5 separate regions of the Mus musculus genome follow, and all the other regions are linked to region 4. A link is a loop called in an ENCODE intact Hi-C map of the cell type or tissue named here. Cell type or tissue: gastrocnemius. All regions are shown on one strand. Each heading gives the region's core, and the rest is flanking DNA. Links, peaks and the distances in the headings are about the cores only.

Region 1 (6,436 bases), core at 670-4,669, 68 kb before region 4:
CGGAGTGCTGTACAACCTCAAAGAGCGTTATGCAGCCTGGATGATCTATGTGAGAGCCCCCTTTAGCCCATTTATTTATAGTAAAAAAAATGAAACAGGAGGCACTAGATTGACTTTTCTGATCTTTTCCTTAGACCTACTCAGGCCTCTTCTGTGTCACCGTCAACCCCTACAAGTGGCTGCCGGTGTACAACCCTGAGGTGGTGGCAGCCTACCGAGGCAAAAAGCGCCAGGAGGCCCCACCCCACATCTTCTCCATCTCTGACAACGCCTACCAGTTCATGCTGACGGGTGAGTGGGGCATCTGTTTATAGGGATGTGCACATACAATTGGGATGGGCAAACGGAGCTCATCCCAGTCTTATTATAAGATACCCGTGCCTCATGGGACTTGCCATTTCCAAACAACAACCACAGCCATGACATTTGCTCTTTCCGGCAGTCATCTCCACTTTAGGATGTGAACGGGGACACTCTGGAATTCACTGGCCTGCCCAAGCCAACAGGGCTAGCAAATAACAACTCAGATAAAGCAAAGAGCCAGTTTCTGAAAACAGATTTGTTCATTTTTTTTCCAACTTGGATACAAAAAAGTTCAAACAGATCCCTTTAAAAGTACCTTCTCAACAGCCTAAAAAAGAGGTCTCAGGCATATCCAGAGAACTCTGAATTCTTATGTGGATTTTCAAATGACACAGCCGATGATGCCAGCTTTGGAGACAGAGCAAGAGTAAGCTGGAGATAGAGCATGGATAAAGAGAACTTATAAAATTCCTCCCATGGACTTTGAAACATTCTCCTATTCAAGTCTGCTAGTTCTGCATTATCAAAGCACACTCATGATCGGTCCCAGAACAGCACTAAAACCTTTTATCTTCACATATAAATGCCTCTGGATATGTTCTCAGTTCCCATGTTCCCTTTCTTCTGTGGAGTTTTGGTACCTGGGCACATTTCTTTTTTTGTTTTCTGTTCATTTTGTTGTTCTTGCTCATAGATTGTCTTTTAAAGGGGGTGGGGGTAGGGAAAGTGACACACCAGGGACCCCCCCCACTATGACAGACTGGCCTGGACTTTCACAAGGACTCTGTGCCCTCCTTCCTCAAAGTTACCCCGGTGTTGGCTTCCGCCGGAGGTTATAGTATCCAGAAACTGCCATATCCACCGCCACCGAATGACTCTCCAGGCTTTGGAGCTACCCCAAATTTAAAGTCGCCTGGGCTCCCAATCACACTTTTCATACAAATCTGTTCAGAACCATGGCATCGATCTGCTTAGTGTTATCCCAATATTGGCTGAAGCGCTGAGCCATTGCTTTCCTGTCTGTTCTCCTAGATGCAATACAGTTGTACATGATTTTATTAGAAAAAGAAGACAATCTCATACATCCAAAATCCATACCCATTTCCTTGAACAGAAGCTCAAGGTTTTTAAAGTCTAAGTGTGTTCATACATCTAAATAACATGTAGATTTGTATTGGTTATCTCTAGAAATACTTTTAAATTTAGAAGTTTCAAAAATCCAGTCTATCAATACAGAATTGTAGAGTTGATAAACTAGAAATTTGATAAAATACATTATTACATAGAGATAAATATCTATATTAAAGAGAAATAAAATTAATTAATTAATTAATTAATTATATAGCTAATTAATTAATTAGGCCACTTCTTATTTGGCATCACCAGTAGTCAAATTAGTGACATGAAAAACTGGACAGAGAACAAGAAGTTGAAAAATAGGCAAAATGGAAGTCAAAATACCTGACTATCTTCAACCTTAACTAGTTCTGTAACTCACATTTAAGAAGCCATTTTCTCTTCTAAGTCTTAGCTTCACTGTCTGCTAAGTGGGAGATTTTACCTAAGCAACATCTAAGGTCTCTAATGACTTCATAATCCTGCAACTGTTACTCCTTATAACTAAAATCACCTGATGTCTGAGGTTTTCTTCAAAATAACCCAGAGAGGTTGGAATAGCATAGTAATGCCATGAAATTGGCCAAGTATTAATGACTATTACTCTGTAGGGCAGGTGCCCAAAGTCTCATTATCATAGTCTCTGCTCTTACGTGCATTTAAATGTTCTTATAACATAATTTTTTAAAGTAAAAAAAATCCACCTATGTATTTGGATAACTACAATAAAAAATAAAGTAGTAGAGAAAAAGATGCCATTCACTGTTGCTGGGAATGTAAAATGACAGAATTGCTATGGAAGACAGTAAAGTGGTTCTCCAGCAATTGGAATATAACTAGGGTCTGATCAATGGTCCCTACTTCTGGGAAGCTAGCCAAAAGAATGGAAGCAGACATTCCAAGACGTCTCTGCAGATCTAGTCCACAGCAGCATCATTTATAACAGCAAAAATCTGCACGAAGCTCACACACCCTGATGATAAATAGTTAGGCAAAGGATGGAATGCTCATGCAATGGAATAGTACCTTTCCTTTTAAAAGAGTTAATTCTGGCAGTGTTACAACACACATGAGGCTAAGTTAAAAAGTCACAAAGACAAATACTGTGTGATTCTGTTCTTACAATGGCTTGATAATAGACAGCGTTGTCAACAGAAAGCTGAAGAGTGGGTGCCAGGTCTGGAGGAGTTGGAATCCGCTATGTAATGGGTACAGGGGGTCGTTTTTACAAGATGAAAAGATGTCAGAAAGCAGCGGGTACTGATGGCTATACAACATGAGAGAACATAATCCCACAGAACTGTACATTTAAAATAGTATAAGTCTAACCAGGGAAGCAGGTCCACAAATAAAGTACTTCCACATATGCATGACGAACACGATATGATCCCCTAGCAACCAAGCAGATGCAGTCTGGGCCTGGGGCATTTAAGATTCTCCCCCAAACAAACCGGATGGCTAGACTGGATGTATCAGTGAGCTTTAGGTTCAACTGGGAGACCCTGCATCAGTGAATACGGTGCAGAGTGATCAAGGAAGACCCCCCACCCCGCAGACCAGTCTTGGGATTCTGTGTTGTACACACACACAGCTGCTCATGCACTTACACACCTATACACCACAAAGACACACAGAAAACTTAAAAGGTGATAGATTTTATGTTATGGATATTTACTAAAACAAACAAACAAAAAATCAATAAAATGAAAAAAAGAAAATAGGTGGTTCCTTGCCTCTTGCTTTCACAAATCTTGCTCTAAGAGTCGATGAGTCTGGGATCACCTGTCTTCATTACTTTCTGTTGAATATGCAACTAGTTTTGACCCGTGGTCTTTATTGCTTCCCCAGATCGTGAGAACCAGTCCATCCTGATCACGTATGTGACTTTCTTCTTCTTTCTGGTTGGCAGCAACTGTTTTAACCATTGCTGGTAGATTGCACAGTTCTGATCTCCTTTCCCCTGTGTTTTAACAGCGGAGAATCCGGGGCCGGGAAGACTGTGAACACGAAGCGTGTCATCCAGTACTTTGCAACAATTGCAGTCACTGGGGACAAGAAGAAGGAGGAGTCTGGCAAAATGCAGGTGGGTCTGGTAGCCTGAATGTGGATCCAGACTGCTATGGTGCCCAGAAGTTTGGATCCCCAGATGCAAAGACTGCTCTTTCCCATGTAGGGGACCCTGGAAGATCAAATCATCAGTGCTAACCCCCTGCTGGAGGCCTTTGGGAACGCCAAGACCGTGAGGAATGACAACTCATCTCGCTTTGTGAGTCTCTGGATCACAGAGGGGCCCTACCTGTCCTTACTTGCTGGGGTCATTCCATCTAAGTTGATAATTTAGATGCTTATCTCCATGTGCTTCAGTGTTTAGTATTAAATATGTCTTTATCTTTTCCAGGGCAAGTTCATCAGAATCCACTTCGGTACCACGGGGAAACTGGCATCAGCTGATATTGAAACCTGTGAGTAACTGGACCATTGAAACTCTAAGTGGGGAGACTAGCCAGCTTGGTTACAGGGCCATTCTGCACCATTTTTCTATGCAAGAAGGCTGCAGAACAGCACTTGGCCACTAGAGTCTGTGAGCTAATGCCAGACACACCCACACAGTTCAGTATCTCAGTCTCAGGCTAATGTTCCCATCTCCATTCCAGAGGACTTCCAAACCTCAGAAGCAACTCGAATTTCCCACCCCCAGGGTTACCTACCAGTTATATCCAATATGGTAAATGTCTCAAAGGTAGACTTTTACCACAGATAATGTGAGGTGATGCAAAGACACTAGAAGTTGGTTAACCCACAGAGGTCGTGAATTCCCCCATTTGAAACTAATTTCAGGGAAGAAGTGTGCTTCAGTGGCTACACCCACACAGAAAGGTGCATGGCACCTGTCCTTATATGTAACCACAGGATGTGCACACCGAAATCCCAGTGGAGCCAAATGCAGTGTCCCTCAGTGTTGGCCAAAGACACTAAAGTTTACAATATGTCAAAAGAATGTTTTCCTAGTTTGACCTCTTTCCTTCCAGATCTTCTAGAGAAGTCTAGAGTCACTTTCCAGCTAAAAGCTGAAAGAAGTTACCACATTTTTTATCAGATCACCTCCAATAAGAAGCCAGAGCTAATTGGTAAGGACGAACTTTAAATTTGTGGTTGGAAGGTAAAAATGTCTACTAGCAATTTCTCATGTCAAACATCTACCCTTAATTCTGTGTGCTCAGAAATGCTCCTGATCACCACCAACCCGTATGACTACGCCTTTGTCAGTCAGGGGGAGATCACGGTGCCCAGCATTGATGACCAAGAAGAGTTGATGGCCACAGATGTAAGTCACAGTATATGCACACACTTTTTAACACGCCTATGATGTATGGGGACGGCAACAGCAAGCCCCACAGAGGTGTAGTCACATTGGGGTAGATTATAAATTCTCATAGTGTCTTCTACCCTAACCTCTGCCCTTTCATCTTTTCTGCTAGAGTGCCATTGATATCCTTGGCTTTTCACCTGAAGAGAAAGTGTCCATCTATAAACTCACAGGGGCTGTGATGCATTATGGGAACATGAAGTTCAAGCAAAAGCAGCGGGAGGAGCAGGCTGAGCCAGATGGCACTGAAGGTACCAAAATACCCTCCATGTAGGTTTGAAAAGGAGAATTTTCAAACTGAAACACTTTAAACCCCATCCCATACCCATATCTCCTTGGGACTGCACTTCTGAAGACTACAGGACACTTGTATACACACATGGCTCCCCCCACACCCTCCTTGTACACTCCTCCATCACTTCATCATCACTGCCCATTCAAATAAGGTATGTCAAGCCTCAGCAGCCATGTATAAGCTGACCTAGAGCCAGAGAACTGGAGACAGAATGAAGTGGAATTCCTGCTTTGTCCTGGCACATCTAGGTCTGAATACATGATAGATTCACATGTTGTTTTAGCATTAGCTAAGAAAGCCTCTTTGTATAGGGTGAGAGGTAAAGGATGCTCCTATATACATATGTATATATGTATGTGATGTGTGTGTGTGTGTGTGTGTGTGTGTGTGTGGCAACAAGCAAGAAAGATAAAAAATGAGCTAGCAAAGAAAAATCGTGTGCCCAACATATGAAGAAAGAAACATTGGGTACATAGAAACCACTGCCCAGTTACTTACCTGCCCCAAAACATGCCCTCCTCCCTGTCCCTCTCCCTTCATCTTCTTTAGCAGTTCCCTTTCATTCTGACATGTAGCATGGCACATATTAGATGTGCCTAGATATTTTGGACTTTTAGAGAGGGTCACCCACTTACGTTAACCCTTGCTTTTTTAGATAAAGAAGTAGGTTCCTTTGATCAGGTCAAATTCAGAAAGGTAGACACAGGAAGAGTCCAGTTCCCCTGTCTTTTACCCTCCCTAATGGTGAGTGCTATAGCTTATTTATCTTACCCTTCCAGCAATGCCTGAAGTCTTAAAGGGAGAGACTATGTCTCATAACCTTGAACTGAGTGTCACCATAAACACTATTTATTGTGGTTAATGAAACTGTTCTCAAATCCTACTTGCAACAAGTCATTAAAAAGCCAGTATAAGTGACCAACCATTCAGTGACTACCAAGTACCTTAATATACATGCAAAGAACTTCATTTGCCTTTTTGTTATGTGATTTAAAGGTTTTTTTTTTTCAACCTAAACAACAGAGTAATTCCATAGGAGAAAGATGAAGGGGCAGGCTAAGGAGGATGCCCATTGGTAAACACTTCTTGATTTGTGTCACCACAGTGGCTGACAAGGCTGCCTATCTCCAGTGTCTGAACTCTGCTGATCTGCTCAAAGCCCTCTGCTATCCCAGGGTCAAGGTTGGCAATGAATATGTCACCAAAGGCCAGACGGTTCAACAAGTAAGCACATATTCTCCATAAATCACACTCTGAGGCCTACATGACACGACTTAATAACACTAACAAACATCACTATGTCTGCAAAGGTGTATAATGCGGTGGGTGCCCTGGCCAAGGCTGTCTATGAGAAG
Region 2 (6,436 bases), core at 1,943-5,942, 74 kb before region 4:
TCTGGCTTCCTTGGGCACCTGTACTACAAGCACATAGAGACACATACACATGAGTACAATTTAAAAGAAAATAAACACTTTTAAAGCATGCATTCAATTTTCTTAAGTAAATGCATAGAACTTGAATTATTTTATTGATTTTTGTTATATAAAACATAAAAATACAACAAGTATTAGGCTAGATAAGACTTCAGATGTGGGTTGGTGAAATGGTTCAGTGGTTAAGAGTAATGACTGCTCTTCCAAAGGTTCTGGGTTCAATTTCCAGCAACCACATGGTGGCTCACAACCATCTGTAATGAGATCTAATGCCTTCTTCTGGTGTGTCTGAAGATAGATACAGTGCTCTCATAAAATAGATAAATAAACAAATCTTTTAAAAAAGAGTACTTAAAAAAGAAGACTTCAGATGCAATACATAACATATACATGCATCAAAATATCATGTTTATTTCCCATGGAAATTTACAGCTATTATTATGTCTATCAAAAAAGTTATAAAATGAAACATTTTATACAAATAAAGATAAGAGCAAAGTAAAGATACTCGTACAATAATATATTGGATAATATTCAACATTTTCCTTAATGTCACAGACAATGAAATAAGAGAAGGAAAATAACACATAAATGAAGAGAGGAAGAAAACACAAAATTGTGATTATTTGTAAAGGATGCACTGAAAATTCAAATATATATACATATATATATATATATATATATATATATATATATATATATATATATTAGAAGTGATTACGGAGCAAAGCCAGGTATGTGTCTATAATCCCAGCACTCAGGAGGTGGAGGCAGGAGAATTAGGCGTTCAAGGCCAGCCTTGGCTACAAAAGTCTGAGGACAACCTGCTTTACAAGAGGTTCTGTCATAAAAACCAAACCATTAAAAAAGAAGCAATGAGGGAATTCAGCAGAGGGTGCAAGAGATGTAAAAGCATAACAGAAGAAATGAATGATTCTTTTCTCTCTCTCTCTCTCTCTCTCTCTCTCTCTCTCTCTCTCTCTCTCTCTCTCTCTTTCTCTCTTTTCAGGACAGCTGCTGTGAGTTTATTTTCTGCTTTGTGCAAGGCACAGTTATGGGGCCAATAACGTTAAATGCTATGAACCAAACTCCATTGCTGCTGGTATCCGTTCAGGCGTCCTAGTTTACAGGGAGGGTTTGGAAGGTGGGGCTATGGCCTAGCACCACTTAAGCTTGGGCAGGCTACTGATTCTGACAGGTCAGGACAGGGACCTGGTGTTGACCTGGCCATGATGGATGACTCACGGTCTCAGGAGTCAGGCTACTGTTGATCTGGCTTCTGAAGGCCGGGAGGTATTCTGCTCAGAAGACTCTAACACTATGGCCATGAATAGGAGAGTAGACTTCCTGAAAAAAAAGCTGGTTCACAGTGGCCCGGGTCAGCCTTGGGAAGACCCGGAGAGTGGGGCACAGAGTGCCCCGGTACTCAGAACTGTTGCTGGACGAGAAGCCCAAGCTGAGCGAGCCACTGGAAGGGATGGCTGCCATGTTTCAGGGCTGAGGCGCTCGGCTGAGGCTTCCTCCTGGCAGGCAAGATCACTAGTGGCAAGACCTGGGGTGCCTTGGAGTTCAAGTGCAAGGATAACCCATGAAACACCGATACTCTATGACCCACCAGTGAATGACTCTCTAGAAAAGTTTAGCTCAGAAATATCAAGGCTAAGTTCTCCAAAATTCTTTTGACCCTTCATTAAAGACTGTCTCCAGCTGTTCACCTGTGTTCTACATAGGGAAATGGGAGGATGGGGAAAACAAAGGTGTTACATGGAATCCTCCTTCTGTTTATAAAAACAAAGCCATTCTGGGAGGCTGGAGAGATGGCCCAACAGTTAAGAGCACTGGCTGCTCTTTCAGATGACCTGGGTTCAATTCCCAGCACTCACGTAACAGCTCACAACTGACCGTAACTCCTGTTCCAAGGATACAACATTCTCATACAGGCATACAGGCAGGCAAACCACCAATGTACATAAAATAAGAATATGTAAATTATATTTTTAAAAAGCTATTCCAGAAGCCCTACACAGCAGCTTGTGTTGGCGTCTTATCACCCCAAAGAGTGTCACCTCCCTACCCTGAGTGCAGAGGACTCTGAATTACTTGGGCAAACTGCTCCCACAAACAAAACTGTAGTTCTGAATATCCAGTGTCTGGCATATGTCAGTAATCAATGAGCAAAAAGTGTACTAGAAAAAATAGATACATTCAACAATTAAAAAAAAAATCCTAGCAAAATATCTAAGACCTGGAAAAGTGCTAGAGAGGAAATGTAATGATGACTTGGAGTAAACCTAAAATATATCACACCCAGGGAAGGAACCAGCTCACAACTCTCAGTGCTTGTCCAATGAACCTGTTAAATCAACTTGATCCAAATCGGAATTCCACAGAGGGTTTTCACACCTGACAACCGGATTCTAAAGCTCAGATCCGGACTTAACAAATCGTCAAAACAACATTGAAATGAATAAATAAATAATAAAAAATTCTCCCAAAAGACATGGAAAACTATGTGCTATTTTGCATGAAAACATGGGAGAAAGTATGGAATCCAGAAACCAATCTCATATCCTAACACGTGTGCACATATGTGGGCACACACACACACACACACACACAGGAAGAACAGAACAGTGGAAAGGGCAGGAATAATAATGCTTCTGTAAACTATTAGTTAATTACAGAATTTAATTAAGAATTAATTAAAAATAAATTACGAAACTAACATTTTCCTTAAAATCATTAGTTTGAAAATATAAAGTAACATAGGTATGACCCTGAATCTCCAAGTTTTAGAAATCCCTTTACAGTGCACCCAGAGGATCAAAGACATAAAGGAAGCCTTTACACGAAATTTAATTTGCCTATTAATTTAGGTCTTCTAGAAGATCCAAGTTCTAGAAGTTGGAGCTGCTACAGCAGAGCATTATTAGACCGCAAGAAGTTGTTCAGAACTTGAAAACGCAAATTTTATCTCAAGCACATGCAATCCTACCCAGATTTTTTATAGTACATGATTTCAAAATAATCTAGTAATGTAATCTAGTAATGAGGGGATGGAAGATGATACTAATAAACTGGACCATGAACAACCCATCAGAAATACACTGCATTCATTAGATTAGTCTACTTCTGTATATTGTGAAAAATTTCCATATTGTTTACACATTAATGGAAGAAATGAACTAAGAGCAGAAAAAGTAAGTTGGCAAGTACCTAAAGTACACTTTAAACATTTAGAGTGTCCATTGTCTACGAGCCAATTTTTTATGACAATTTTACCAATTTAGTTTTCCCAGGAACTACATAAGAAAATGCACCCTCAAAGTCTGGGTTTTACAAAATAAAGGAGAAATTTAGCCTCGTCTATAAAGTGTTGATTTTGCCAATAAGATATATGTGGCTACAGAATTATACACGGTTGCCAAAGCTCTTGGGACTCTAGCTGTACGACATCCCTGCCTTCATGGTCAGCGAATATTTGCATGCTAAAGCAAATAGTGAAGTTAAAAAAAATCATAATTCTTACCTAAAATGAATAAGTTAGGCCATATAGAAATTATATCTCAATGTAAATAACTTTATAAAGGAAGATTTTAACTTTAAAAGCATAGCCATAAAATATTTTCTTTAAAAAATAAGGATGTTAATTATACTAATAGCCTGAATCAGCTACATTAACATTAAGGCAGGTTGTTAAGACATGAGTGTATATAAAGTATGACCCCTTTTACATCCCCCATGCTATCTCTCCAGACAAGTCTAGGTGCATTTTCTCTTTTCTTTCCGTATTTTTCCCTATGATGAATGCATTAACTTCTAATAACAATTCTTCAGCATGCTGGCAGGGTGGGCACTGGTCCAATGGTGGAGACTCAGCATAAAGGTTCTTCTCGATTTGGCTCTGCTGCCCTAGTCAGGCTCCAAGGATGAGCCCTGGCGACGGCCCAAGGGAATGCAGTGTGGGGGCTCCTGTTGGAACAAATAAGGAAAGTGAGTTGCTGGGCATCTGATCTTTGGCAGCACAGGACAGGCGTGCATGACAGTTTGCCAAATTGAATATAACTCTTAAGAACTAACTTATGAGAAGGCCCACCAGGCGCTGTCAAAGATTCCCTTCCCAACACACTAGAAAGCATTCTCAGAGGGCAAAATGGTCCTTGTCAAATTATTTATAGGAGATTGGTTCACATACTCTGAATGATATGAATACTTCTAATTATATCCGAAGATGCCAAATGTCGCTACAAACTTCGCCGAGGGTTCCTGTTGCCAAGTGTTTGGCCCTGACAAAGAGGAGGGAGCTGCAGCATCAGCACTTCTGTTCCTATATAAGCAGGGCTGCCCCTCACACCCTATCTCCGCCAAGAGCCCAGAGGTAAGTGATGGATGGGAGCCTTGGGAGCCTGAGGACCCTGGGGGCAAGCAGCAAGAACCCAGTGGCTGTCTCCGAGCATGAACCAAGTCCTCTTTAAGCTTGAGGGTAGGGGAACTTTTAAACTCTATACTATATGTGCAGGACTGCTGATCATCACTAACGGGGACACTTCTTGTTTCACAGTGAAGGACAGGCGTGACTCTACGTTTTCATCCAGAGCTCCATAGGTAAGACTTGGATTTCTTCATTTGTTGATGACAGAGGGGATTTTAGCCTAAGGAATCTGTGAATAGTTCTTAACTATCCGCCATTTCCATGTTTTTAGAGCAGGAGGTGTTTTTGAGGGACGGCTTGTACATGCTGGAAATCATTTTTCCAGAATGTCTTATTCTCAGAGACTACTTACCCTCACTGAAGCCTGGGATTAAAGGGACACTTGGGACAGCATGAATTTTGTCAGTGAGTTATCAGCTGTAACTCTAGTGGCAACCAGCTATTTCATGCCAAGCCTCCTGTATAGCACTGAACACACACACACACACACACACACACACACACACACACACACACACACACACCATGCTTTTCAAACAGTGTTACTTAAAACTGGAAGCATAAACATCTTGTTAAAAACATATCTGAGTTATTTTTAAGGATTCACTTAATTTTTGTGAGAAAAAAAAGAGCAGGTTTTCTTTCCACAGAGTGTTAGCCACTGTGCATAATTTAGGAGCAATTCTACTGAGACCCACAGAAGTCAGTACCTGAGAGTAAAGCTAACAGTCCACCAGTGTAACATGCCTTTGCAGCAGAGGCTCAAGGATCCATGTCCAGTCAATAACGTTTGCGCATGCGATGAACTCTTAACGCTTTTCTTTTTCTGAGAAGAAGGAAAAGAACCCCATGGAATTTCCACTGGAAGAAGAGCCTCTGTGCAGAAGCACTCATTTCTCTGTAGTTAAATCAGTCAAACTGAGAGCTGAAATCTCTCACGTCAAAGGAGATTTGGGAACCAGGGCAGTGCTAAGTCTCCTGCTCCCTAGCCAAAGGATGAAAATCCAGAACCAAGAATTGGTTAGGAACTTCTAACAGACCACGGAGAGGTATAATATCCAATACCAACAAAATGGAAACAGTCCTTTGGTTTTGAGCAACAATGGTCATCTAAAAGATCAGAAAGTGTCTCTGGTAGCTTTGAAAAAATACCAACAGCCTTCATTTGCACAAAGCCATGTTTCCTTCCTAACTAGGTGACTGTCCCAGAGTGTGGCAGATGCAGACATTCTGCAAGAGACAAGAGGATTAAGTAATGACAGTTGCTGTAAAACAATCCGTCAACAGCTTTAACTACAGAGATCACTATAGTTCAGAGGGGAAAGCAGGGTGGAAAGGTTTTCATTGTAATCAAAGCTGTAGGTACCTACTCCTGGGAGTCAAGATTCTGGCGAGGACACTTGCCAAGTTCTAAAACTGGGTCTTCAAATTTTCACAAGATATCAGATTGCAGAAGGGGGTCTCAGCCTGCCACACTTCAAATCCTCATCCACAGTCCTGACTTTTGCTTTTTCTTTCTCTCTTCCATGTCCTCAAAAGCTGAAACCTCGGCTAAATAAGTAGCAGCCATGAGTGCGGGTTCGGACGCGGAGATGGCTATTTTTGGCGAAGCTGCTCCTTACCTCCGAAAATCGGAGAAGGAGAGGATTGAGGCCCAAAATAAGCCTTTTGACGCAAAAACATCTGTCTTTGTGGCGGAGCCCAAGGAGTCTTATGTGAAAAGCGTTATACAAAGCAAGGATGGAGGGAAAGTGACCGTGAAGACGGAAAGTGGAGCAGTAAGTGAAAACACAGAGGGCCCTCTCTGGGATCATTTCTCTGGCTCAATCTAGAGGCAAGCTCTTCCTTGCTAAGGATCCTGCGGCCCCATGAATATCCTCCTCCTAGGATTTGGTCCCAAGATTTGGGAGCTAAAGGGGTGCAGGCTACAGAACTCCCCCTTCCCTACTTCCCTCAGGATTCAAC
Region 3 (6,436 bases), core at 954-4,953, 240 kb before region 4:
TCTTCTAGCCTGTCATCAGAATTGTTCCCTAAGCTGAGATTCCAACCCCTGACCCAGGGCTTGAATGCTAGGTGCTGAGCACAGCGTTAATGACCTTGTTTCTTCTCTTCAGGTTCTGTCTTGTCTCATAATACTGTAGTAATCTATCGATTTAGCCCCATTGTCTGAAGCATAGATAAGAGATGCACACAGGCTTTTTTTTTGGTGGCTCTTGACATCTTTGTAGGAAAATATTAACAGTGGTTCTGTGGCGTAAGCCATCCTGAGCTAGCTCCAGAGATTAAAAAGACAGCTTGAATATTAATCATTACACGGAAAGAGCGATTTTCATATCGGTTTTCCTTAGTGTGTTTCATGACTTCATTGAACTCCCCCTTTGGGTTTTAAAGGCCGATAAGAAGAGGAACCCATGATCTCTTGTAATATGAAAACAGGAGAGAGAAATACCCAGGAATTAAAGGTTCAAGTGAGGGGGAAGAAAAAGGAGGGGTAGGTGTGGGTTAATCAGAAACTAAGGGTGTATGTATATAAAACCCATATGGAAATCCACCACTTTGCAGCTGAATTGCAAAAACAAAAAATTTAAAGGCATTTGAACACAAGTACTCTTCATGGGCGAACAGTGCTTCTCCAAGAAGGTATGGGTTATTAAATTAAAATATGCCAGGCTTCGGGATACTTCTTTAGGAGTAACTGGTCAAGGAGGCTGCAGAGACCCCTCCCCCAAATAACACAAGCTCTTGGTTTCCACCATAACTATGGTAAGATCCGATTGCTGAAGGCACAATACACTCTGGTTTCGAGAACTCAGGCTGGACCCGACCTGAAGACTTCCTCCCTGATAGATAGCGTCCATAGTTCTGGAGGTCCCATAGATGACAGCTGTAGGAGAGAAGCCATTAAGTGGTATTGCCCAGATGTGAACCCTGACTGCTGCAATACTTATCTGATGGGCAAAGGTGTGTGCCCGTGGGCGTAAGTGGCATAAAGGTTACAAGGCTAACCAACCCTTTTCTGAGGGGATTTGAGGTCTGGCATTGTAAACTGGGCCAAAAGCCCATAGCTTAGGAGGTTCTAGGGCCTGGGGGGTGGGGAGGGGGAGAAATCCACTACTGTTGTTGGGGGAGAAATCCATTACTGTTGTTCTGTGGATTGGATGCACTGTCAAGCTGATATATATATATATATATTCAATCAATTGAGTGTATACTATATCTATATTTATATACTCAATCAATTGTGTATATACTATCTATCTATCTATCTATCTATCTATCTATCTATCTATCTACCTACCTACCTACCTATCTAGCTACTCAATCTGGCAAACATCTTGGCTTGCTTGTCTGGGACACAGTAGGGCCAGTCACTTCCTTCATGGTCCTGGGGCTTACTAAGAACAGCTTGCTGCTGCCACCCCCTATGGAAAGGCATCCAAGGTCATGTTGCCAACCCAGGAAAGGATCAAAATCTCCAAGTCCAGGTGCGGAATGCATCTTCTTTTCCCACTGGAATAAACTGAGCCACAGAAAAGTGGGAACTATGTTCAGTGTCCAGGGTAATCATGTCACAGCCGAGTCTCTGCAGAGCAACAGAGGTCTCCTTAGAGGCCTGCGTGGAATCTGTGTAACTTGCCACAGTTCTTTCCAAACACTCCTGGCCTCTGTTACAGTTGGTCAAGCACCCTTGTCTCAGAATGACACTCGCTGGGTCCCACCTGTGGCAGAAGAAAGGGCCCTCGCTTGATTCCCCACAAACATGGTCATGTTGCATTTGCTGAAATTCTAGCCTTGCTGGGTTGTCTTTCACACCAGCTCAGCCACCAGTGCACGCTCTGACATGTTTCTGGAAGCAGCCCCTGCCTTCTATCACGAAGGTCAAATCTGGGACCTCACACAAGCTACACAGATACGTTACCACTAAGCTACACCCCCAGGCTGTACTTCACTTTTTATTTTGTGAGTTGCTCAGGCTGGCTTTGAACTCACTCTGTAGCTTACCAAGTCTAGACTTTTCCCTGCTCCCCCTTCCTCAGCCACGTCGGTACCCAGGTCACCTTCAGTAGTGCCGAACTTTCCAGCTATGCATCTTTGTATTTCCAGTGCCTGCCCAGATACCCTGTGTTTTCAAAGGCTCTTAGGAATTGATTTTCTCATATTTGTCTCAAGTAGGTGAAGTGAGGATTGTGGAGGTTAGAGACACAGTCTCCACCTTCTCTCTCACTTCTCTGATGGGAAAGTAGGGGGCAAGAATCTGCCTCCGGATCTCCCTATCTGTGTATATGACAGTGCTACACTTGGGAACGCCCCACCTATCTCTCCCCTTACCTCCTGACCCATCTGTCCACACAGTCTCCCATCTGCTCCATCTCAACTACCACAGTGCAAGGTCCTAAGCATTGCCTCCCATATGGAGAACTGCTAGGAAGCCAGAGGCTCCAGGAAGACATGCTGTGCTTGGAGTCATCTTTGAGAGCTTGGTACCAGATTCTCCCACTAGGTGGCACCACCGCTCTGCCAGAAGCACAGTTCCCACAGATCTGTGATAATATTCCTCAGGTGCCAAGGGCTGAAGGTAGCTCCTGCAAGATGTGACTGGACAGAGAAGGACTCCCCACTACCTCAGCCTGCATTCATTAGAAAATGCCACAGCAATGCTGTCGGATATTCAAGTTGAGGTAAAAGCTCAAGAGGAAGCCTGTCACAATTTAAAATTTTGTTCATGGAGTTTTGAGTGTTAAGTATGAATCTTTTATTTGGTGTGTGTGTGTGCTCAAAGATGGAGGCTATGCCCGAAGATGAGCATGGGCCATGACATTGGGGCTGTGCCTAATGAGTTGCTATGGCAACAGATGCTCTTGCTGTTGTACATGGCCCTTTCTCTTTGTGAGGGCACTGGGCTAGGGAGGATTTCTGGCCAGCCACCATTCCTGGGTGTCCTGGCTGGTTTTGTGTGTCAACTTGACACAAGCTGGAGTTATCACAGAGAAAGGAGTCTCCCTTGAGGAAATGTCTCTATGAGAATCCAGCTGTAAGGCATTTTCTCACTTAGTGATCAAGGGCCCATTGTGGGTGGTGCCATCCCTGGTCTGGTAGTCCTGGATTCTATAAGAAAGCAAGCTGATCAAGTCAGAGGAAGCAAGCCAGTAAGAAACATTCCTGCATGGCCTCTGCATCAGCTCCTGCTTCCTGACTTACTTGAGTTCCTGTCTTGACTTCCTTTGGTGATGAACAGCAATGTGGAAAGTGTTAGCTGATTAAACCCTTTCCGCCCCAACTTGCTTCTTGGTCATGATGTTTGTGCAGGAATAGACACCCTGACTAAGACACTGGGCATGAAGCTGTTGAGAAGAGAGAACCATTGGTAGCCGCTAATGTCTCTCAGGATATATGTCCACATGGGAAGACTCCACTTTCCCTGTGAAGCCCCTTCTGCTGTCCACACCCCCTGAAACCCCTTGCCACTTCCCTGCCTGGCCAGGTTCCCCCCAAAACCCCGATACCCACAGTGCCCTCACCAGGATTCCTGTTAAAGCTCTAGTTAGTAGAAGGGGCAAGTTTTCTTGCTTTCTGGAACAATCCTTTGTCCTTCACATGGCCTATTTCTTTTCTGTAAGGTATGAAACGTGTTTTAATCACTCCTTTAGACTCCTTCCTCTCTTGGTCTGAGAAGACCCTTTTTCATTTTCTCTTCTGTCTGAACTGCATTCTCCATCCCTCCTACGATGCCCCTTCTCTGCTCTTCCCTTCTTTCTGTGGATCCAGGCTACACTGCAGAGGTGGAACGAAGAAAGGATGTCAAATAAGCTGCTCAGCAAACTCACAGGGACTAAGGGGCTCCGTGTGCTAACTGCCACTTCTAGCTTGGGTGGGGAGAGTCAGTTGGGGAGCTTTGTAAAACATGGATGTTTATGGTCGGGCCCTGTGGAATAAATAGATTCTTATGTCCAGCTACCTGGGCTGCTGAGGTAAGAGGATTACTTGATCCCAGGATTCAGACCCCAGCAGAGGCAACATAGCAAATACCTGTCTCAGCAAGCAAGCAAGCAAGCAAGCAAGCAAGCAAGCAAGCAAGCAAGCAAAATACCACCACCACCACCACCACCACCGAATTGCCCAGGTCACCCACAAGATCATCGAAACCAGAGTATGTGAGGCACAGTCTCCATACATCAGGAGTTTATAACACCCCCAAACCTCCATCTGAAAATGATTCCCAGCTGGTGGGAACTAGGGTATCAAAAAACAGACTTGGGTTCTGTTGAGCCTAAGCTGCCACCTACAGGCCAAAGTGGGTACTGTTTTCAGCTGCAGGAAGAGAGGGTAGGTGACTCAGAAGCTCTGAAACTCCAGAATCTGCCTTTCCGCTCCCCAATGCCCATCAGACAGCCGCATCATCCCGAGAAACTATGTCTTTTCAAAGCGAGAGAGTTTCCATGTCTGTGTCCCGCCCCCTCCATCCCAGAGTCTCCTTCTCTGCATGCCAGGCTAAGAGCACATCTAGAATTTAGTCTCAAACTTAAAAAACATACAGAAAATATGTGTTTATTTAAACAGTACTTTAAAATTATATTTCCCCGTCCATTCATTCTGCTCAGGGCGGGACTGGGTGGGTACTGAGTGACATCTTAACAGGTTGGTGTCACTGGGGACTCAATACCATATTCATATGTTAAGAGTGAGACATCTGTGCGCCTCTATTTCTTCATCTGTAACATGAATAATTATTGCACCCACCCTAGAGGATCAATGCTACAGCTCAGATAAAAGGCCCCACACAATAGTGTCTGATAGAAACAGCAGTTCCCAAGAGCTAGCTGAATTGTCTGACAATGGCAGGGCCAGACAAAGGCATGAGATACGCTGAATTCTGCTCCTTTTACTCTAATCACGTGACTTGATTCATGCAGGTGAATCAAAATGATCCTGAGACTCAAATACTGAGGGTATGTACTCAAACAAACAAACAAACAAACTGGTTAAGTCAGTCTCGCCATCCCCAACCTTTAAAACCAAGTTGCATTTTTGGAGAGTGCCACCAGAGGGCAGCGGTGAGCCACAAATAAATGGCCATGTTGTTGGACCAAGCACAGATTAGGGATGCTGCCTTGGTTTTAACCACCTGGGTTTTCTTAAGCCTGGAGTAGCACATCCGCTAGTTTGCCCGGGTCTGAGTCTAAATACTCTTCTGGCGTCCACCTACAACTTGGGACCGCGGTGACATCTTCAAGGTGGGGTTGGCTTTCATGTCCGTAACGGGTCTTCCACGTAACCGTTCTTTTCTCCTCACTCACTCACCTGCAAACATGGCAGATGGATCATAAAGTGCATCCCCTCTGCTTGAGAACCCATTCCCGTGTCTTTGCCCACGAACATCTCACGCTCACTAACGGGGGCCGGGGGGGGGGGTCTTGTCGCTTGGGAGATGCTCTCGGTGTCCGTTGAGCTCTGTTCCACCTACCATTCTTTCCTTAGTTCAAGACAGGTCCTACAAAGGGTTTGGTTTCTCCGACAGAGACTGCACTTCTGTGACCATTCCAGACTAGAGTGACCCAAGCATTGGGCAAGGCTGAGCACAACCCCAGGTCTCTCTTGAGAACAGTCCCCCAATCTCAAATCCCCAGAACACAGTCCATGCTCCCTGAGTGACGCCTCCTCCCTGCCAAGCGGACTCAAACCTCAAAGCTTCCTGTAAGAACTGTGACAAGAACCGATGCCCACAATCCAACTCTTCTGTCCTCAGCCCACCCTAAGAGATAATTAAAGCAGAGACGTACTTTCTGATCCAGTCAAACAGTGAAGGGATAGTAAGTATCCCTCCAACCTAGCAAGCCCTCAGGCGATCCTGGCAGCAATGTGCCCCACTAACCCCAGGGCTGCCTGAACCACCCTACCTTCAGGTTCTCATGGGAGAACTTTCTGATTATGTGGGCTCCTTAAGGAGAATAGGGGAGAGGGGTCTTGCGGGATTATGCAATGTTAGAAGTCGATAGGATGCTGGACTTAAGTGCTGCCGACTATTTTAAGAAATGGGAGAGGAAGGATATGAGGACTCAAAGGATTTAATGCCGATTAAATCGGAGAGATCACAACATCCTTGTGGGGGATTTATTGCTAAGATGGAATCGTGCTGAGTGAATAGACACAAGGTGCTCAAGACAGCGGGAGAAGAAGAGGGCATGGTGTCTTCTTGGCCTGTTTGATCACCCTAGAAGAAAGAGAGAGACACAGAGGAAATTCATGGCGGAATCACACTGTGAGCCTCAGGCTTGATCTAGCTGGCCCTACCAGGACAAGCGTGAAGGAAAAAAAAAAAAAAAAAAAAAAAAAGGAAAGAAACAAAGAAACCCGAAGGGAAATGATTGTTAAAATGAGAGTTTAGGAGCACAGGATTGTATTCAAGAAGTCACTCGATGGCCTAGCAACAGATTCCTGAC
Region 4 (6,436 bases), core at 888-4,887:
TCTGGCTTGCAGGTTCTGTACATTAGACATTTTTCACCCTTAAGCAGAAGTGGGCTGACTCTTCAGGTTGTCTAACAGCAACTCCCAGACCCTTTCCACATACCCCTGCTTTCCTCAGAGCATAGTTACTGAGGCTTCAGGAATGATAAATCTCTTATTCTCATGTTCATGGGGTGCCGGAGTCTCTCAGGAAGACTGGAGCGTTTCCTCTGTGAGGCTTATTATACACATTGCAGTCACTCCCAGACTCCCGCTTAGCGCTACTATCAACACACTTAAGTGCTGTTGATACTGAAGAAGTTCATGGGTGTCTCAGATCATCAAGACAGTGAAAAGCCACCAATGTCCCACACCCTGCCCTTTCCCCAGGTGTGATGGACCACTACTTGGTCATGCATCAGCTGCGCTGTAATGGGGTCCTGGAGGGCATCCGGATCTGCAGGAAAGGGTTCCCCAGTCGAATCCTCTATGCTGACTTCAAACAACGGTAGGTTGGCTCTTCTGTGTCTCTAACTCCTTTAGGGACAGTTTTTATAGACACGTTCCATCCAAAGTGGCCCAAGTGGTTGATAAACCAACAAGCTTCTGAAGGTTTTCTATAAACATCACTTTGCCATAAGGATGATCCCATGTCCAGTGTACATCTTGGAATGACCCAAGGTGGTCTATCAGTACAGTCAGACCTTACCTGACTGACAGGCTAGGTCTAACTGTCACTTTAAAGAAGGATGTTTCACCATAGGACTGATGGACATTTGGGACTCTGTGATCCTTCACAGAGAGGTGTTCTTGTACATTAGAGCATCCTAGCATCATCTCTGGCCTCTACCCAAAGATGCTGGGAGCAAACCACATACCACATTCCTGTGCTATGACCATCAAAGGCACCAGACATTGCCGGGTGTTCCCTGGGATCCAAGTCTTCCAGTTGAAACCCACTGCCCCAGAACAACTCTTTCTTTCCAGAAGTCCAGACCCCTTGAGGGTTAGGAGGGCTGAGGTCTCTAAGCCACGGTTTAATTCAAAGCTCTTCCAGGTCAGAGAAGAGCCATTTCCTCTGAAGGCAACTTTTCTGAGCTAGATGTTCAGCCCGCCTTCCTCCTTCCTTCATGTTTCTTTCCCTCCGCCACACCCTAGAATTCACCCCTGGACTCTCCCCTCACCTCAGGCTAGCAAAATAGTGCTTACCTTCTTAAGAGTGGAGCAGAAGGTTCTAGAAGGGTCTGGTCTCAGGTATAAGACCATGCTGAGAGGTCGGAACCAGTGTCTCTTCTCCTCAGGTACCGGATCCTTAACGCCAGTGCCATCCCGGAAGGGCAGTTCATCGACAGCAAGAACGCCTCGGAGAAGCTCCTGAACTCCATCGATGTGGACCGAGAGCAGTTCCGATTCGGCCATACCAAGGTGAGGACGGGTGGCCTGGAGACTCCTGCTCAGAAGGAAGGGTCATTCTTCTTCCAGTCAACTTGAGCAGCCTGGTCTTGCAGTCCTGGCAGAGGAACCCTGGGGCAGTGGCTGGGGGGCTCCGGCTCTGTTGTTGATCTTTAAGAGTCAAGAAGCTTAAGTCAGAAAATGGAGCAAAAAGCAGGGGAACTCTTAGGTCCTAGAGAGCCAGGAGAGAGACTCTCAAAGGGGAAGAAAGAGCCTCAGTGTGCATAGAAAATAGGAGAGATCCCAGAGTAAGCTTGAGAAGGGTAATGATAACCAATGGAAGGACTCCTGGTCACTGTGTGCGTGTATGTGTCCTGTGCGCAGCCACCCAGACATATATCACTGACTCAATCCTATCCTGGACACAGTTGTGCCCTGTGATTACTTTCTGGGTCTGTCATGATTGCCTTTACGTGACTGATGGACCTGGAAGCTACTTTAGAGCACACTGCCTTACCAGCAGCCCAAGAGGTACAAAACCAGAGACCACCCCCGCAGAACGGGAGGCCTGGAAATACCTCAGGTGTCAAGGATGGAATTGAGAAGAAACAGGCTCTATCACGAGGCTGACTGAACACCTGCCGAGGACACAGCTGGGCTCCTCTCTCTTTTAATGCAGGTGTTTTTCAAAGCTGGGCTCCTGGGGCTTCTGGAAGAGATGAGAGACGAGAAGCTGGTGACCCTAATGACACGCACACAGGCAGTGTGCAGGGGCTACCTGATGAGGGTGGAGTTCAAGAAAATGATGGAGAGGAGGTAATTCATCTCTCTTACCCCCCCCCCCTTCCTACTCAGCACCTGGAAATCACTTCCTTCTTTGGGTCTTTGCATGTTCATTCATTCATTCATCCATTCATTCATTCATTTGTCCAGTAGTGACTGAGCAGCCATCCTGTGCACTGGAGATAGGGAAACAAACCCTGCCTTCCAACAGTTCACGGATACATGGAAAGCAGACACACGCAGAGAGAGATTCAATACTTCAGACAATGGCAGTTTTATAGTTAGGCAAAGGAGGACCTGGCACAGCAAGCCTCTGGCCTGGTTCACATACTGGAGTTGGCATGGAGTTGGCTCAGCCTTCCTTCTTCCTAATCTTTTCCTGCTGCATCCAGTGCCCTCATTCACATAGACTCATAGGCTCTGCAATGCTTAGGTGTACCACCTCCTACCCAGCTGGGAAGGATGAAGATTCTGAGACCTGTCGGGGAGGGGTTCAAATGGAAAACGAACTAGCAAGTACAATACGATGGGTAATTAATCCAAGTCCTGTGGGTGCCCAGGGAGTCCATCTTCTGCATCCAGTACAATGTTCGTTCCTTCATGAACGTCAAGCACTGGCCCTGGATGAACCTGTTCTTCAAGATCAAGCCCCTGCTGAAGAGCGCGGAGGCGGAGAAGGAGATGGCCACCATGAAGGAGGACTTCGAACGAGCCAAGGAAGACCTGGCTAGATCTGAGGCTCGTCGGAAGGAGCTGGAGGAGAAAATGGTCTCCCTGCTGCAGGAGAAAAATGACCTTCAGTTGCAAGTCCAGTCTGTAAGTTTCTTCTACCCGAGAGTGCAAAGTACAGATTCCCAGGACAGTGAAGGAGCAGGGAGGGCCCCTTAGCTGTCTATTTAAGAGGCAGTGGTGCCACCTAGTGGTCCTACCAAGCATTGCAGCATTATCCGGTCAGTAGGAACAGGGCTGGCCTTGGTTTCCCCAGAAAACATGTTGGCAGAGTAACTTTATGCTCTCTCTGGTCTTTTCTCTGTCTTCCACAGCAAGAAAAACACCCACTCATGAACATAAAATAAGAATACTTATTTTAAATGTTTAACTCCACATTTTAAATGTATCAATAAAAATAAATCATTAAAATTATAACCCAACTGAAAACAGAAACCAATTTTCCATGCATGATTTTCAATATATGATTATTCTCTGAAAAATTCTTTAGAGAATTCATCTTTACCAAAGAAATGAGGGCGGGGGAAACGGAGCCACATTCACGGGCCACAATACTCTGGATGCATAATTGTTTCCTCTCCAGGAAATGTATTTTTTTCTCTTAATCAAACCCTCAGAGACTTCCCTTGCATCTCCCCTGATGTACAGTCATGTTCTCTCACTTACTCTCACCCCATGAGTAGAGAGAGTGCTCTCCATGGGAGCACCACCTTCCAAGGCTCAGAGGACAGGAGTTCCCGATCCAGCTGTGTTAACCTCCCAGATTCCCCCTCTTGTTAGCGTTTGTTAGTTCTCTTGTCTGGCTTCATGTTCACATCTGAAAATGAGCACCGTAACAGGACATAATGAACACCATAACAGTACTCACAGTGAATGGTTGTCAAGGAATCAGACGCACGTCAAGTGCCCAGCGTGTGCTGAGGCGTCGAGAGGTTCAGAGAGCATTAGCAAGGACTCTTCCCTGGCTCATTCCGTCCATTGCCCTGCACTGTGTGTCTAGTGCTCCAAATACTCTACAACGGGAAGGTGTTGGCTGATTTAGCTTTTGAGCATAAATAGCCAGTCTTGGTCCCATCCACAAGACTCACTACAGTCTTCTGGGACATGGGTCTATTCAGTCACCTAGTCCTGTGTGTTTTTACTCTCCCATTCTCTTGCTGGAGAAAGCACAGCCAAGGACATACGGACAGCCCCCTTCTGTTGAATGTTAACAGGTAGAAAGTAGACATTTGAAAACACCAATCTGCTTTGTTTCGCATGGAGGATGCAGATCACGTGGTTCTTGACTGGTGGAGAGGCTTTCTTGTTTACAATGAACCTGTAACTCCATGAGTGCCTTCGCATGAGATTACTTTGAGTGATTGGCTGCCAGTGAGGATGTCCTCAGTGGTTAAACAAGCACATAGGTGACATTTGTGTAAATGCCTGCGTGCACGTACAACCAGCCTACTTCTCAGCTCAGCTTAGGTGCTGGCTTTTTGAGGGTCAGGCTCTTTCTTTCCAGGGCTTACAAATAACTGATCAGAACTCACAGTGACCCGTCTCTTTCAGGAAACAGAGAATCTAATGGATGCGGAGGAACGATGCGAGGGTCTCATCAAAAGCAAGATCCAACTGGAGGCAAAGGTCAAGGAACTGAATGAGAGGCTGGAGGAGGAGGAAGAGATGAATTCTGAGCTGGTTGCCAAGAAGAGGAATCTGGAAGACAAGTGTTCTTCTCTCAAAAGAGACATTGACGACCTGGAGTTGACCCTGACTAAGGTCGAGAAGGAAAAGCACGCCACGGAGAACAAGGTGGGTACACTGAGGGCTCCTCACAGGCTTCCCGCCAGCCTTCACTCATCACCTAGAAGTGGGAGGCAGGAACTGGGGCCAGCCTGGTCTACATAGCAAGCAGCTGCCAGGTATGATTCCTCATTCTTGAGCTCCACTCCACAAGCTCTCCGACAACTCTCCCTGGGGGGTGGGGTGGGGGTGTTGCTAACTTGTGCATTTCCTTGGCAGTAAGGACTGACTACAGGCACCCTCAAGCCTTAGAAGGATGTAGAGAAAGCCGGTTGGCATTACTTAGTCCAATTAGGAATCTAGTGGCTAGAGAGACAGCTCAGCAGTCAAGAGCACTGGCTACTCTTCCAAAAGTGGTTTACAACAGTCTGTAACTCCAGTCACAGGGGATTTGATGTCTTCTTCTGGACTTTATGGGAACTGCACACACATGGTATACATAGGTCCTTATATGCAGACAAAACATCCGTACACATAAAACAAAAATTTCCAGGAGTAGTTGTGCATGTCTTTAATTCCAGAACTCAGAAGGCAGAGGCAGGCAGATCTCTGTGAGCCTGGGGCCAGCCTGCTGTACATAACAAGTCCTAGGAGAGCCAGAGCTACATAAGAACCTTGTATAAAAAGGAAGGAAGAAGAAAGGAGAAATAGAAAGAAAGAAAAATAAAGAAAGACTAGAGAGAAGGAAAAGAAAGGAAAGGAGGGGAGGGGAGGGGAGGGGAGGGGAGGGGAGGGGAGGGGAGGAGAGGGGAGGGGAGGGGAGGAGAGGAAAGGAAAGGAAGAAACATTCTATATACCCTACAACTCCAACAATTCTGTTTTTGTGTTAGACTAAGGAAGTTTCCCATCAAGGTTTTGGGAACACATATAAAAGTGTTTGCATATATAGGGATGCTTTCAGTAGCTTTGCTTGGGACAGAACTGGGACCATGCCATAGAATGTGGTAGAGTCACACAGAGAGCACAATGCACCACTGGGGCATCAGGCGAGGCGAATCAGGTATCAAAGATGAACATGAAGCCCCTGGTGCTCAGTAGGGGGAAGTGCAGATGAAATGAACGGGAACACTCTGTCTCACAAACCCCCACAAGGCTGGCCAGTACAGTGATCTGTGCCATTTCTTGGCTTCTTGGGAGGCCGAAGCAGAAAAATCTCTTAAGTCTAGGAGTTTGGAGCCAGCCCAGGAACTATCTGAAGACTTTCTTTAAAATAAGATGAAATAAAATAAATAAGAAAATGTATATAAAAATAACTGAGAAATGGCCTGCCGCAGAATGCTTAGAAGCTAGAGACACATAGGTAGCTAAGGCAGCCATAGGTTTTGTTGTTGGGGGCTGCTGGAGTCATTGCTTCACTATTAGATGAGTTGCTGACTTTCTCCTAGGTGAAGAACCTCTCTGAAGAAATGACAGCGCTTGAGGAAACCATTTCCAAACTGACGAAAGAAAAGAAGTCTCTGCAGGAAGCCCATCAGCAGACCCTGGATGACCTGCAGGTTGAAGAAGATAAAGTCAACGGTCTCATCAAAATCAATGTCAAGCTGGAACAGCAGACGGATGACGTAAGCACATGTGGCTTCCGAGCCTTGCAAAGATGGATCAGTCTAGAGAGCTCAGAGTCTGGAGTCAGAGCCTGAGTCCAGATTCCAGCTGTGCCCTGACCCCAAACACACAGGTCCAAGGTGACCAGCAGGTCATGTGACCTTGGGAGCCATCAGTTCCCACTGATGAATTAGGGGTACATACAAATAGCTAGACTTCAGAGGGC
Region 5 (6,436 bases), core at 1,200-5,199, 120 kb before region 4:
TATTGTTTGTGTTTGAGATAGTCTCACACCGTAGCCCAGGATGGTCCAAAGAATCTTGTAGCAATCCTTTGTCAACCTCCTAAGTGATGGAATTGTAGGAGGGAGCTGCCACTGCTGGCTTCAATACCCTAACAGAATGGTTACGAAACTTTTAATTCTAGACTAAGTAAAATTTAAAAGTATCAAAATAGCTACAGTTTCAATAACTTGTTAATGGACACATAAGGTAAACATACATACAATGTGGCAATATTTTATGACATAAAATATTTTAACAGTGTGTGTTGAAGTCCTATACCTGTCTTATATACCTGGCTTTTTAGGGTTGTAAAAATATATATTGGGGAAAAGGAAGAAATTAAACAACATTGCTTTGAACATACAATGCAGTATTACAAAGTCATTCAAAAGTAGACCTTGCCATTTGTAACTACAGTGGCTGCCCAGTGAGAACATTGTGCCAAGTCAAATAGGCCAGACACACATTGCACAATCTCATTTCTGTGTGGAGTCTAAAATGTCAGGCTCATAGAAGCAGTGAGTTTCTCCAGGGGCTGAGAGTTGGGAGAAACGGACAAATATTGGTGAGAGGATACAAAGCTCTTGCTTACAGGATAGCTATGTTCTCAAGACTTAATGTGCAGCAAGTGTGATGATCAACGTATTGATCAGGCTGTGGTAAACACTGGGGACATGCATTGTATGTAAAGCCTTGTATATATAAAATTTATCACATAGATTGTCAATAGTTGTTAGCACTAAAGTATTTTAAACTAGGAGAAGCTGGAAATGAGTGTCAGGAAGTGGAAACTGTCTCTCATTCCTACTGTCTTGATCTTCATATAAGGAACTCACCCCTCAACCCTCTTGGGAAGTTTATGCAATGGAATATCTTTCTCTTCCATTTTCTTCCCAAATCCCTTCAAATCTACTGGCGTCTTTCACACTCTCCCATGTTCTCCTTTCCCCAGCTACTGTCTGTCTTTTGAAACTTCCTTTCTGAGTATTGATGTACATACACGGCGTCTTCACTTCCCCCACTCATCAGCTCCTGCGAGCCTAATGTTTGTCCCCTCGTCTCCCTTTCAGTGACATTGTTGTGATCCTTAGTGATTTATTCACTTTCTGAACTAAACGCTGAGTCCTCAGCCCGACTTTTCTCACGCAGATAGAATGCCTCTGACCATCTTTTCCTTTTGGGATGTTCTCTCTTTCTTTCTGATTTCTAAGACTCTGATCTTTTCCGGTTATCTTCATGGCTCTGCCTATCCTATCTTTTCTCTTTCTCTTCCTTTGACAGATCTCCAGATGCTCCTGAAAACTCAGTGTAATGGACTCAAGTCCCATTTTGAGCGCTTCTATTTTTTATGATATTAATATGCCGTAAGTTAATTGGTTAATGGGTTGGTATTGTGTGACTGTTTGACTAATTAGGATGGCGGTGGATGCTGCTACAGCCTTGATAAATGACTGTATAATATATCATCCTTTTATGACCTTTATCTTTATAAATGGCTCACTTACAACAACTCAGTGAAATGGTAATTTTCCCCCCATTTTACAAGTGAAGAATTTGAGCTGTTTGAACCAGGTTCTGATTCAAGGTCCCACATTCACTCTACTGCCATTCAGAAGAATGCGTTTTGGGTAGTATTCCCTCTCCCCCTACAGGTTATTCTCAAACCTGTAGGAGTAAAATTCAGCCTTTATTTCCTCAGCATCATTTTCCTTCTATCTTCTGAAGGCTGTTAACATTGACATGGTAAAAATCTATCTTTTTAAGTGGCCGTTGCGAATATACGCTCCACAAAAGCTTTGTCCCGTCTCTATACTTTAAAGCAATTTGTGCACTAGCCCCAATTATACTATACACTATAACAGCATACACAATCAAATTCTTTGCGTGGTTTAGTGGGTATCACGCACTGTGTCAGAGCAATACAGGAAGGGGTTGTTACTGCAAAGGCCTCTCCATTTTCATTTTACATTTCCTCTCTGTGTGGCTCCATCTAGTCTCCTGGCTTCCAGTACCATCCATGCCCGATGAGCTGTGAATTTATACTTCAAACCTAGCTCTTCCTTCCTCTGAGATCTATGCTCAGTCTCTGCTAATGATCATTTCCAAACCAGAAATAGACACAATGAGTCCATGCCCCTCCTCTGTTTTCTTCAGAGCAAGGTTATATCTAATATCCTATCACAGTAATGACAACAGTTGCTCATGCTCAAAATCTCAGGATCAGCCTTAATAACGTTAGGTTTTTTTTTTTTTCATTTTTTCCCCATACCCAATAAATCAAGTTTTATATTAGTTAGTTTCTGTGACTGTGACAAAATACCATGACCAAGGTCAACTTAAAGGAGAAAGTTTCATTTAACTTATGGTTCCAGAGAGTTAAGAGTTCATAATAGTGGGGACCATATGACAGCAGGCAGGAAATAGGAAACTGGCTGATCACATTTTGTCAGTATACCAGGAAACAGAATGAGCTGGAAGCCCGGATAGACTATGATTCTCAAAGCCCTCCTCCAGTGAAGTCCTTCCTTAGCAGGTCTCCACATCCTAAAAGTTCCATAACCTCTCAAACAGTGTCACTACCCGGGGACTGAATACTCAAATACATGAGCCTGTGGGGAATGTCCCTTATTCGAACCACATGTTCTTTCAAAGGCCATCAACTTCTGTCTTTGCTGCCATCTTCTTCAACCCACCATCACTTATGATCTACTCTGTTACATAGCTGAGCTTCCATCCCAAGTTTCAGTCATTCTCAACCTCAGCCAGAGAGCTCTGACGACATCACTTTCTAGTTTGCTCTTCACATAAAGGACAGATCCTGAAGGTGGTCCTTGACTCCTTTGCAAGCATCACTGGTAATGCTCCCCTCTTAAGAGTGCAGTTAGCCAGCTGTACTAGCTGTTCAGGTCCATGGATTTGGAACTTAGAATATCATGTTTCTCCCGGCTTCAGGAATCCTTTATCACCTCCTACCATCATGTTTTGGCACACTATGGCTGACTTAATAAGAATAAGTCACATCGGCTCATGTATTTGAATGCTTGGTTTCCAGCTGATGGAACTGTTTGGGAAGGGTTAAGAGGCATAGCCTTATTGGAGGAGGTCTGTTACTGTGGGGGAGGGGCTTTGAGGTTTCAAAAGCTAATGGCATTCCCAGCTGGCTCTCTCTGCCTCATGGCCGTGGATCAAGATGTAAGCTGTTCCTCTTCCACCACCATGGACTCTGACCTTCGAAACCCATTTAGCCAAATTAAAAAGTGTGTTTTAAAAGAGAAAAACACTTTCTTTTTCCTTGGCCATTGGGGTTTTAGTACAGCAATAGAAAAACAACCAAGACGGAAGTTGAGACCCACCCAGTTGGCTTGCTGTTCCTCCAGAGAACCTGGATTCAATTCTAAGCACAAATATGACAGTCCACAACCATTTCTAATGCCAATTTCAGGAGATCTGATACCATCTTATGGTTTCTGTGGGAATTAGGGACACATATGATGCACAGACATCATGCAGGCAAAAAACCCCTACAATTAAAAAAAAATTAAAATAGTTCATTTCTCTCAATTACTATGAATTTTTTTGTTGTTGTTTATGGCTCACTATAACTATAGACAATATGTTTCTGTCACATCAAAATGTAAGCCTCATCTATGCAGGCCTGGGGTCTTGTTCTATCTTTGGGGTTTAGAGCAACTACTGGATGCTTTTTCTTGTTCATCTACTGCTTCCAGTCTCATCTGATTGAATCACTCAGCCCAGATCCTGTCTTTTATCCTGTGCTCATCTTCCAACCACTGATCCTTCCCTGTCTCTCCTCTCCCTTCACTTTGCCCTATCTTATCTCTTGGTTTTATGCATTATACCCAGTCTTATCGCAAACGTCCAGTTGTTCTAAGCCATGTCATCTTTCCTCTTCGGTTCTTCTGTTCTGCCTATGCCTCCCACTCACTTGTACATCCTAGCTCATCACCCAGGCCTGTTAGTACTTGCTGTCTTATCTCTTCTCCTCGTTTAGGCTTGCTGCCATATACTTTCCTTCAGGCATTCCACACAACCTCACCTTGTGCTTGATTTTGCCCGATCTCACCTACTCAGTTCCTGTATTGCTTTGTCTCTGTGGTGCAGTCATTCCATCCTGGCCTCTCCTGGTCTTTCACTTTCTGTACTGCTTTTATCTTTAACCCATTTATTACACCATCCTTCCTCTCCTTCCTCCCCTCCCTCTCCCCCCTCCCTAATTCATCTCATCTTCTCTCTCATTATACTACCCTGTCTTTTCCCTCGAGTTCTGCCCTAACTCGCATCTTCTCTCCAGTGGTTACATCTGTCATCTTGGCCCTGTTACTAGAGGCACACCCACATTTTATAATGATCTCTGCTTTACTTGTTTAAATAAAAGCAGCTGTATTTAGTCACATTTTATTTCTGAATGTCCTCCAACGACAGCATGTATTTAATAAGAACACATTTTTTTCTTAGATAGTTCTTTAGCTTTGACCTTTTTAACCAAATGGCAATCATTCACACAGTGAAATTTATAGAGTCCACACATACCCACTAATAACTTGTTCTTGAAAATTAAAACGCTGACTCTGTCTCTCCTCGCAGTGGAATCTTCCCTCTTCACGGCCATGCCTTGTGGATGTGCCACCACGAGGGAAGGTAGTGCATCCTCTTTCCTCTCCTTCCAGCACCGTGGCAGATGCCAGTTGTCAGCAGTTGTGGCCCTGGCATCCTGCTACTTTTTTCTACATTAAAGGTTTCCTAGTGTCAGATCTCAAAGAGATAAGTAAATCCTAAGATTTACTTTGGCTTTTAATCTCCAAGACCTCCTCCTGGAGCAAAATAGCAAAGCAGGTCTTGCTGTCTAGCTGGGATCAAGCAGGCAAGGATTCAAGGGGACATGAGCAGGAATTAAAATTATCTGCTGATTTATTTCTCATTATAGTCCACCAATACCCAGGAAATTAGATTCTCAAACACTAATTACTAATGTTACCTGGATGGTGGGGACCACTTATGATTCCTCAACCCTGAAGTGTCAGACAATGAGGAAGGAAACACCATTAATTTATGTTTAAATACTGCACCAGGAATCAATGGAACCCTATAGAATGAAGTGAAGCGACTGTTACAGAGAGACAAAACATTCCATTCTTCCCATTCTGAGACTTGCTTTCCTAAGACTCTGTGCCCTGAGTTAATTATAACATCTAGTAAGTGCTTCTTCCTCTTCGAATAGTGGGAGGAGGAGGAGGAGGAGGAGGAGGAGGAGGAGGAGGAGGGGGAGGAGGAGGAGGAGGAGGAGGAGGAGGAGGAAAGGTGTAGACAGGTATGGAAGGAAAGAAGTGCGTGAGTAAAACTCCTGCACATGTTGGGGCCAGGGCTGACTATGTCACCAAGACAGAATTTTCCCATTTATATTCAGCAACATAAGAACACAAGTCTTGACATAGTTCTGACTTTTAGGTTCATATATTTTCCATAGTTCTGTGTGTTGTATCTTGGTTTTAGCTTATTTATAGCTTCCTGGTTTTGGAAATGTCAACTTCTGGTGGGTAAGTATGTGCAAGAGGATGTTGTAGCAATACATGAAGCTGAGTTAGGGGGACGGGGGAAAAAGAAAGTTGGGGAAGCGTTCATCAAAACAAAGTGTGTAGGAAGAAGATATATGTCCACCTATGAGCTTACAACTCAGAATAGAAAATGTGGAAGGAGAATACACCTGATATGGCGGACCAAGGAAAGGGGAAGAAGACTGAAAGTGAAGGCAGGACACCACTGGAGAAAGTTTGTAGACCACAATTAATGGCTGGCATAGAAATGAATCCGTAACTTTTCCCAGTAGTGATGTTGTGGGAGTCTCAGGGTAATTTAATAGAAAACAAATACCAATTGGACTTGCTGAGTTTTAAGATGTTTTATTGATGTGCTGTCATGGCTGGACACCACAAAAACCAGGCTATGAATATCTCAGTCAAGGTTTCAACTGTGTTACAAAATGTATATCAAAACCTGAAAAACCTGTCTACTGGACATTCCCTAAGCACCTACAATCTTTTACAAATACTTTAACTTTCTGGGAGATTCAGGAGTCTGTGTGCAACTGTAACCTTGCATCCCTAAGAGAGGAATGTGTACCTCAGCGCCCCCTAGTGACATTGTTCTGTGCATTTTATAAAGACATGTGCAGCATTGAGACTATATCCCAACTCACACATGGTGATATAACTTAACACAATGACTTACAACACACAATTAACTTTTATGACCATGTAAGGTTTAAACGGTGTTAAATTTTTCCCAGATGTGTTTGCAATAGATAAGAAAATATATACAAACTCTCAGAATCCTGTATTTCCTCATCTGTGAGGATCATAGGGGGAATGCCAGCAAGAAGTGTTTATTGGACTGCTGAAT

What was found. Hi-C counts contacts between places; a loop is a spot of excess contacts. Peaks named below come from ENCODE experiments on the same cell type or tissue, not always from the same donor. Only the 100,000 strongest peaks of a DNase experiment are listed, where the experiment ranks them.
Region 1: it touches region 4 in a loop (2.7-fold over the local background); 3 of 42 quality-filtered maps call a loop at or near these places.
Region 2: it touches region 4 in a loop (2.9-fold over the local background); 3 of 42 quality-filtered maps call a loop at or near these places.
Region 3: it touches region 4 in a loop (14-fold over the local background); 39 of 42 quality-filtered maps call a loop at or near these places.
Region 5: a loop joins it to region 4, with 7 times the contacts of the local background. A loop is called at or near these places in 11 of 42 quality-filtered maps.

What each region holds. Positions count from the first base shown.
Region 1 is chr11:67,279,985-67,286,420 of GRCm38, forward strand. Myh8 (myosin, heavy polypeptide 8, skeletal muscle, perinatal) reads left to right here. Exons shown (of 40, transcript NM_177369.3): 4 at 1-49; 5 at 135-291; 6 at 3,268-3,295; 7 at 3,394-3,502; 8 at 3,593-3,685; 9 at 3,818-3,881; 10 at 4,449-4,547; 11 at 4,641-4,744; 12 at 4,899-5,037; 13 at 6,187-6,305; 14 at 6,392-6,436. Among named protein-coding and RNA genes, the nearest start is that of Myh8, 6.1 kb to the left of the region's middle. In gastrocnemius, for the core only: no CTCF peak of the experiment used is centred there; no DNase peak of the experiment used is centred there.
Region 2 is chr11:67,272,818-67,279,253 of GRCm38, forward strand. Myh8 (myosin, heavy polypeptide 8, skeletal muscle, perinatal) reads left to right here and starts at 4,307. Exons shown (of 40, transcript NM_177369.3): 1 at 4,307-4,417; 2 at 4,601-4,644; 3 at 6,011-6,249. The coding sequence starts at 6,040. In gastrocnemius, for the core only: no CTCF peak of the experiment used is centred there; DNase peaks (open chromatin) are centred at 3,961 and 4,297.
Region 3 is chr11:67,107,911-67,114,346 of GRCm38, forward strand. It overlaps 2310065F04Rik (RIKEN cDNA 2310065F04 gene), which reads right to left. Exons shown (of 5, transcript NR_038055.1): 5 at 4,551-6,207. Among named protein-coding and RNA genes, the nearest start is that of 2310065F04Rik, 9.0 kb to the right of the region's middle. In gastrocnemius, for the core only: a CTCF peak has its summit at 4,283 (motif pointing left); DNase peaks (open chromatin) are centred at 2,481, 2,841 and 4,285; H3K4me3 peaks cover 2,986 bases; H3K27ac peaks cover 3,781 bases.
Region 4 is chr11:67,347,520-67,353,955 of GRCm38, forward strand. It overlaps Myh13 (myosin, heavy polypeptide 13, skeletal muscle), which reads left to right. Exons shown (of 39, transcript NM_001081250.2): 17 at 370-487; 18 at 1,281-1,404; 19 at 2,051-2,187; 20 at 2,715-2,970; 21 at 4,435-4,677; 22 at 6,054-6,230. Gm40029 (a long non-coding RNA gene) reads right to left here and starts at 2,933. Exons shown (of 3, transcript XR_879955.3): 1 at 2,486-2,933; 2 at 1,950-2,080; 3 at 1,252-1,542. In gastrocnemius, for the core only: a CTCF peak has its summit at 3,087 (motif pointing left); a DNase peak (open chromatin) is centred at 3,068.
Region 5 is chr11:67,229,665-67,236,100 of GRCm38, forward strand. The region is part of intron 1 of Myhas (myosin heavy chain gene antisense RNA); the gene reads right to left. Among named protein-coding and RNA genes, the nearest start is that of Myhas, 4.4 kb to the right of the region's middle. In gastrocnemius, for the core only: no CTCF peak of the experiment used is centred there; no DNase peak of the experiment used is centred there; H3K27ac peaks cover 4,000 bases.